Regions from separate parts of the Homo sapiens genome. Here all the other regions are linked to region 2. The links are chromatin loops, found by intact Hi-C in ENCODE. Cell type or tissue: Calu3. All regions are shown on one strand.

Region 1 (2,500 bases), 170 kb after region 2:
ATTCCTCAAGGATCTAGAACTAGAAATACCATTTGACCCAGCCATCCCATTACTGGGTATATACCCAAAGGATTGTAAATCATGCTACTATAAAGACACATGCACACGTATGTTTATTGTGGCACTATTAACAATAGCAAAGACTTGGAACCAACCCAAATATCCATCAATGATAGACTGGATTAAAAAAAATGTGGCACATATACACCATGGAATACTATGCAGCCATAAAAAAGGATGAGTTCATGTCGTTTGTGGCAACATGGATGAAGCTAGAAACCATCATTCTGAGCAAACTATCACAAGGACAGAAAACCAAACACCGCATGTTCTCACTCATAGGTGGGAATTGAACAGTGAGAACGCTTGGACACAGGGCGGGGAACATCACACACCGGGGCCTGTCGTGGGGTGGGGGGAGGGGGGAGGGATAGCATTAGGAGAAATACCTAATGTAAATGACCAGTTAATGGGTGCAGCAAACCAACATGGCACATGTATACATATGTAACAAACCTGCACATTGTGCACATGTACCCTAGAACTTAAAGTATAATAAATAATAAAGAAAAGCTACATGAAAAAAAGTGAGAGAGTAAAAGCTGCCCACTGGCCACTGGAAGGGGTAGAATAATATATAAGTACATTCTAGATATTTAAAGATATTTAATTTACTTACCTATTTGAATGATTCTCATTTGTCTCTCTTGAGCTCTTCCAAAAAAGGATTTTTTAATCACTCCAGCCCACAGAGACTATTTTTTAAAAACAGTTGTACATCAAAACGATGATCTGTTATCAGCCATTTAGCATTTACCTTAAGAAGGATAGCTCTGAGGTCATGGTATCATGTCTGCAGTTCACATAGGAAAGTTAATCTTGTGACGATTTATTGCTATTTTTTCTGTTCATATTGTTTGTCTAGCTAACTAAGTCAATGCCTTTGGAGTCAGTAACCAAGTCTTTTGCTCCTCACAGAGGCTGACACCATGTCCTGCACATGGTAAACCCTGAAAAAATAGGTGATTCAAAACATCTATGCAGAGAGGTGGTGATTGAATTATATCAATGCCCGCTTTGTCTTCCAGGTGAAGGCTTCCATAATTACCATCACACCTTTCCCTTTGACTACTCTGCGAGTGAATTTGGCTTAAATTTTAACCCAACCACCTGGTTCATTGATTTCATGTGCTGGCTGGGGCTGGCCACTGACCGCAAACGGGCAACCAAGCCGATGATCGAGGCCCGGAAGGCCAGGACTGGAGACAGCAGTGCTTGAACTTGGAACAGCCATCCCACATGTCTGCCGTTGCAACCTCGGTTCATGGCTTTGGTTACAATAGCTCTCTTGTACATTGGATCGTGGGAGGGGGCAGAGGGTGGGGAAGGAACGAGTCAATGTGGTTTGGGAATGTTTTTGTTTATCTCAAAATAATGTTGAAATACAATTATCAATGAAAAAACTTTCGTTTTTTTTTTTGTTTGTTTTGTTTTTGAGACAGAGTCTCACTCTGTCACCCAGGCTGGAGTGCAGTGGCGCAGTCTCGGCTCACTGCAGCCTCCACCTACCTGGTTCAAGCAATTCTCCTGCCTCAGCCTCCTGAGTAGCTGAGATTACAGGAGCCTGCCACCACACCCAGCTAATTTTTTTGTATTTTTAGTAGAGACAGGGTTTCATCATGTTGGCCAGACTGGCCTCGAATTCCTGACCTCAGGCAATCCACCCGCCTCGGCCTCCCAAAGAGCTGGGATTACAGGCGTGAGCCACCGCACCCTGCCGAAAAAAACTTTTTTTTTTTTGAGACGGAGGCTCGCTCTGTCCCCCAGGCTGGAGTGCAGTGGCGAGATCTCAGCTCACTGCAAGCTCCGCCTCCCGGGTTCACGCCATTCTCCTGCCTCAGCCTCCCGAGTAGCTGGGAGCCAGCGCGCCCAGCCTAAAAAACTTTTCAAGTCAATATTACTACGATTTAACATTAGAGTGTGGACATGTGATTTAATCGCTATAGCTAAAATACGTCAAATATACGTTGTCATGTGCTTGAACATGATGCTAACCCTGACAGGATGAAGGAAAGTAATATTCTTTCAGTGTAGTTCAGGAGAGCATTTGTTTTCTTTTCTACCAATTAACCCATCATTGCTTTTAAACAACCATCTGAAGGAGCAGAGAGGCAGGGTAGAAGACAGAAGGGGGATCTATGTGGTAACTAAAGAATGTTTCTGTTTTGTTAATTATTGTGTGTGTGTGGTTTTATTGTTTGCTTAAGAGAATCAAAAACTGAAAAAAATGAGAATACAGGAAATGGCTCTTGTTTATTTTTTTGCTGTGTTTACAGCTTGTTAATGCTCTACTGTCTTTGTTTCAAGAGAGATTTGTTCACTGCCCAGCTCGTTTTGTGTCCTGAGCCCTATGGCCAGCCCACCTTATAAATCATGCCTGTTTAGATGTTTGATTTTGTTCTGTTTGCTATTGTTATCTTAAAGGTGTATAACTCTGACA
Region 2 (2,500 bases):
TTCAAAACTTCCTGATTTCAAAGCTACAATAATTCAAACAATGTGGTACTGGCATAAAGACAGACATACAGACCAATGGAGTGAAATAGCCGAAAAAAAAAAAAAAACTCTCATATATACGGTCAACTGATCTTCAACAGGGGAGCCAAGACCATTCAATGGGGAAAGGATAGTTTCTTCAACAAATGGTGCTAGGAAGACTGGATATCTACACATAAAAGAATGAAACTGGGCATTTATCTTCTACAATACACAAAAATTAACTCGAAGTATATTAAAGACCTAAATGTAAGTTTTATAGCTAAAACTATAAAACTCTTAAAAGAAAATATAGAGGAAAAGCTTCATGACACTGGATTTGGCAATGATTTATTGGATACGACACCAAAAGCACAAGCACAGACAATATAAGTAAAAATAGATAAACTGGACTACATCAAAATTTAAAATGTCAGTGCATCAAAGAACACAATCAACAGAGTGAAAAAGGAAACCTACAGAATGGAAGAAAATATTTGCAAGTCATATATCTGATAGGTTAATATTCAGAATATGTAAAGAACTCCTACAACTCAACAACCACAACAACAAAAACCTTATTTAAAAATAGAGGACTTGAATAGATCTTTCTCCAAAGAGGGTATACAAATGACCAACAAGCACTTGAAAAGATGCTCAATATCACTAATTATTAAGGGAGGGCAATAAAAACTACCATGAGATATCACTCCTTACCCACTAGGATGGCTATTATCTAAAAAACAGAAAAAGTATCAGTGGGGATTTGGAGAAATTGGAACCGCTGGGCACTGTTGTTGGAAATATGAAATGGTGCAGCCACTATGGAAAACAGTATGACAGTTCCTCAAAAAATTAAACATAGAATTACCATAAGATCCAGCAATACCACTTCTGGATATACATATATATACCGAAAAGAATTGAAAGCAGGTCCTGAAGAGATCTTTGTACACCCATGTTCCCAGCAACATTATTTCCAGTAGCCAAAAGGTGGCGCAACCCAAATGTCCACTGTTAGATAGATGAATGGATAAACAAAATTCATATCCATACAATAGAATATTATTCAGTCTTAAAAGGAAGGGAATTCTAACACATACAACCTGGATGAGCTTTGAAAACATTCTAAGTGAAATAAGCCAGTCACAGAAAGACAAATCCTCTATTATTTCACTTATATGATGTATCTAGAGTAGTCAAACTAATTGAAACAAAGTAGCACAGTGGTTGCCAGCATCTGGATGGAGATTGAAAGGGGAGTTTAATGAGCATAAAGTTTCAGTTTTGCAAAATGATAAAGTTCTGCAGATCGGTTGCACAGTAATGTGCATATATAGTTAACACTACTGAACTGTACATTTAAAAACGGTTACAGTGGTAAATTTTGTTACATACATTTTATGTTACATGTATTTTACCACAATTAAATATTTTTTAAAAATCCTTCCCCAGGTATCACTCCCCCTCCTCCCTGCTTCTGTGTGAATTAACAACTCCCTCCTTTGCACCTCTACATTATCTTGCGTATACCACCATTATGGCTCTTATTACATTTTTGGTAATTACGTGTTTGACAGGATAAGGGTTACTGTCCCATTTGCCCCATCCTGGGACAGGTGAATACTTATCCACTCCTGGGGTCCTGACTAGAAGCTAGGAAAATATACTAGGGTCTTTGGCAAGACAGAGAAAAGAGGCAGTGACCCCTATGGCATAATTGGCTAAAGAGGACCGTCGTTATCAGCAAGAATATATCTTGGATCTTGTAGATGTTTCACTCTGAGGCTGGACCTGGAAGGACCATTTTTCTTCAACAATCCTTTTATAGGCAGGCTCTGACAAACCTAAGTAACACTTCTTTCCTCCCTCAACACACAAAAACATCTTCTCCATTATGAGGACAGCCAGCTGAAATGACTGGTCATACCTGGTCTGACCCACAGGAGGGAAAAGAGAAAGATGTTCATTCAAGATGGATTCAAGGGCCGGGCACAGTGGCTCACGCCTGCAATCCCACCACTTTGGGAGGCCAAGGCTGGCGGATCACAAGGTCAGGAGATCGAGACCATCCTGGCTAACGCAGTGAAACCCCCGTCTCTACTAAAAATACAAAAAAAAAAAAAAAAAAAAAAATAGCCGGGCGTGGTGGCGGGCACCTGTAGTCCCAGCTACTCGGGAGGCTGAGGCAGGAGAATGGCGTGAACCCGGGAGGCAGATCTTGCAGTGAGCCGAGATCAGGCCTCTGCACACCAGCCTGGGCAACAGAGCGAGACTCCGTCTCAAAAACAAAAACAAACAAACAAACAAAAGATGGATTCAAGATAGAACAGCTGACCTAATAAGGTTCTCAGGGGGGACAATAAGGAACTATTTTTGCTTCCCTTAGACTCCTTGTATGTAAGTTTGATACCTAATTAAATTTTTTTTTCCGATAATGGACTGTAACTTTCTGCCCTTCCAAGGTCATAGTCAAGAGGTT
Region 3 (2,500 bases), 80 kb after region 2:
TCACCCGGGCTGGAGTGCAATGGCGCGATCTCGGCTCACCACAACCTCTGCCTCCCAGGTTCAAGCGATTCTCCTGCCTCAGCCTCCTGAGTAGCTGAGATTACGGGCACCTGCCACTATGCCCGGCTAGTTTTTGTAATTTTTGTATTTGTAGTGGAGACGGGGTTTCACTACGTTGGCGAAGCTGGTCTTGAACTTCTGACCTCAGGTGATTTGTCCGCCTCGGCCTCCCAAAGTGCTGGGATTACATGCGTGAGCTACTGAGCCCAGCCGAGAATACTTTTTTTTTTTTGAGATGGAGTTTGGCTCTTGTCACCCATGCTGGAGTGCAGTGGTGCAATTTCGGCTCACTGCAACCTCCGCCTCCCGGGTTCAAGTGATTCTCTTGCCTCAGCTCCTCAGTAGCTGGGATTAGAGGCACCTGCCACCACACCTGGCTAATTTTTGCATTTTTAGTAGACACCTAGTGTTTCACCACGTTGGCCAGGCTGGTCTCGAACCCCTGACCTCAGGTGATCCTCCTGCCTTGGTCTCCCAAAGTGCTGGGATTACAGGAGTGAGCTACCATGCCCAGCTGGGAATACTTTTTGTAAGTAGCTTTGGATTAAGTGATCTTTCACATTTTTTCTAACTATACCATCTTATCAAAAACATAACAATTACTTATTACTGAGTAAAAATAGTAGTAGCTTTTAATATTCACAACCAACCACTCTAGTGCTGACATAGGAGGCTACAAACTTAAAATTTTTTGATCATAACTAGATGATCAAGATGGAGCCCTTTTTGGGGGTAAAAATTCCTTCTACTCCATATTTGACACTGTTAAGAGGATATAAAGGAAAGTTAAATTATTTAAGATTTTTCACAAAAGATTTAAGAATGAAAGAATAAATCCTGCTGGAAAAGAATATGACAGCCATACCATCTGCAAAGTAAATCTTCTACAGAGGTGCAGCTTGACTCTTTTTATAGTAATAAATAAACACTGCTTAGTTCCATAAGGCACTGTCACTGCAGCTAGTGCACACTAGTGCCACCCACTGTCCCCAGTGTGCAACAGGAAGGGTGGAGGTGCGTTCCAGTGTTACTGATGCTAAGCTTCATCTCTTGGTTAAGTGGTGGCTTCCAGATGCTTCCGTTGTAAGATTCTATTTTCCCCTTTGCAGTTAGGAAGCAATTTAAGAGGTGATACTTCTCCCAAATCCTTTCATCTAATGATTTTAGCATTTGTATTAGTTTGCTCCTATAACAATGTACTACGGATGGGGTGGCTTAAGCAATAGAGATGTGTTGTCACACAGTTCCAGAGGCTAGAAGTTCAAGATGCAGGTGTGGGGAGCTTCCTCTGAGGGCTGTGAGGGAAGGATTTGTTCCAGGCCTCTCTCCTTCGCTTATAGATGGTTGGCTTCTCCCTATGTCTCTTCACATTGTTTTCCTTTTGTGTATATCTGTGTCTAAATTTCCTCTTCCTATGAGGACATCAATCACACTGGACTAGTCAACCCTTGCCTGCCCATGACCTCATTTTAACTTGATTACCTCTGTAAACACCCTACCTCCACGTCAAGTCACATTCTGGGGCACTGGGGGTTAGGACGTCAACTTTTGAATTTTGGGGGGACACAATTGTGATTCTTGCCTGAATCTGTTATTTATTGGGGTCTTTAGGTTTCTGTGAAACAGATTCTGAGATGCAGATTTGTGTGCTGGCATATCTAGTACTGTGCTTAGAAACATCTGTGGGGGAATAAGAAGCAGAATTGGACAGAGAGAGAAGCTGAATTGCAGTGCAGTTACAACAGAGGCCTCAGCCTATATGCTACAGGGAGCTGCGAAACGGGGCAGTCCTTTGAGGTTTTTTGTTTGTTTGTTTGTTTGTTTTTGTTTTTGTTTTAAGATGGGGTCTCACTCTGTCACCTAGACCGGAATGCAGTGCCATGGTCACAGCTCACTGGAGCCTCAAAATCCTGGGCTCAAGAGATCCTCCTACCTCAGCCTCTCTGAGTAGCTGGAACTACAGGCATGTGCCACCACCACACCCAGCTTTTTTATTTTTAATCACTTTGTAGAGATGGGGGTCTTGCCGTTTTGCCCAGGTTGGCCTAGAACTCCTGGACCCAAGAGATCCCCTCACCTCGGCGTCCTGAAGTGCTGGGATTACAGGCATGAGTGACTGTGCCTGGCCCGGACAGCCCTTTGGAGATGTTCCAAATTGAGGCAAAAGGCCAAATTTTGTACCCCTTTATCTACTAAGCATTGAATGCAGGCTGCTGCCAGGGAGGAGGCAAGCCTTGGGCTGTGCAGCTTCCCAGGTAGGGCAATGCCTGAGGAAAGACTCAGTTGTGAGCTGTTAGGCACCAACAATCCCAGTAGTTGGGGAATGAGTACCTGGACCTACAGAGGGTTGGGGCAGTGCTCAACAGCATCAGACACAATTGGGGATTGCAGAAGGGTGATTTCCCCCTCTAACCTGCATTTATTATTAATAATTTCTGAA

Evidence for each region. A loop is a pair of places that touch in the nucleus more often than their neighbours do. Peaks named below come from ENCODE experiments on the same cell type or tissue, not always from the same donor. Only the 100,000 strongest peaks of a DNase experiment are listed, where the experiment ranks them.
Region 1: a loop joins it to region 2, with 5 times the contacts of the local background. A loop is called at or near these places in 3 of 110 quality-filtered maps.
Region 3: a loop joins it to region 2, with 8 times the contacts of the local background. A loop is called at or near these places in 16 of 110 quality-filtered maps.

The regions. Positions count from the first base shown.
Region 1 is chr4:82,630,106-82,632,605 of GRCh38, reverse strand. SCD5 (stearoyl-CoA desaturase 5) reads left to right here. Exons shown (of 5, transcript NM_001037582.3): 5 at 1,089-2,500. The coding sequence ends at 1,279. Among named protein-coding and RNA genes, the nearest start is that of LINC00575, 9.9 kb to the right of the region's middle. In Calu3, no CTCF peak of the experiment used is centred here; DNase peaks (open chromatin) are centred at 1,225 and 1,725.
Region 2 is chr4:82,800,630-82,803,129 of GRCh38, reverse strand. No RefSeq gene overlaps it. Among named protein-coding and RNA genes, the nearest start is that of SCD5, 3.1 kb to the right of the region's middle. In Calu3, no CTCF peak of the experiment used is centred here; a DNase peak (open chromatin) is centred at 1,009.
Region 3 is chr4:82,720,558-82,723,057 of GRCh38, reverse strand. The region is part of intron 1 of SCD5 (stearoyl-CoA desaturase 5); the gene reads left to right. Among named protein-coding and RNA genes, the nearest start is that of MIR575, 32 kb to the left of the region's middle. In Calu3, no CTCF peak of the experiment used is centred here; a DNase peak (open chromatin) is centred at 1,037.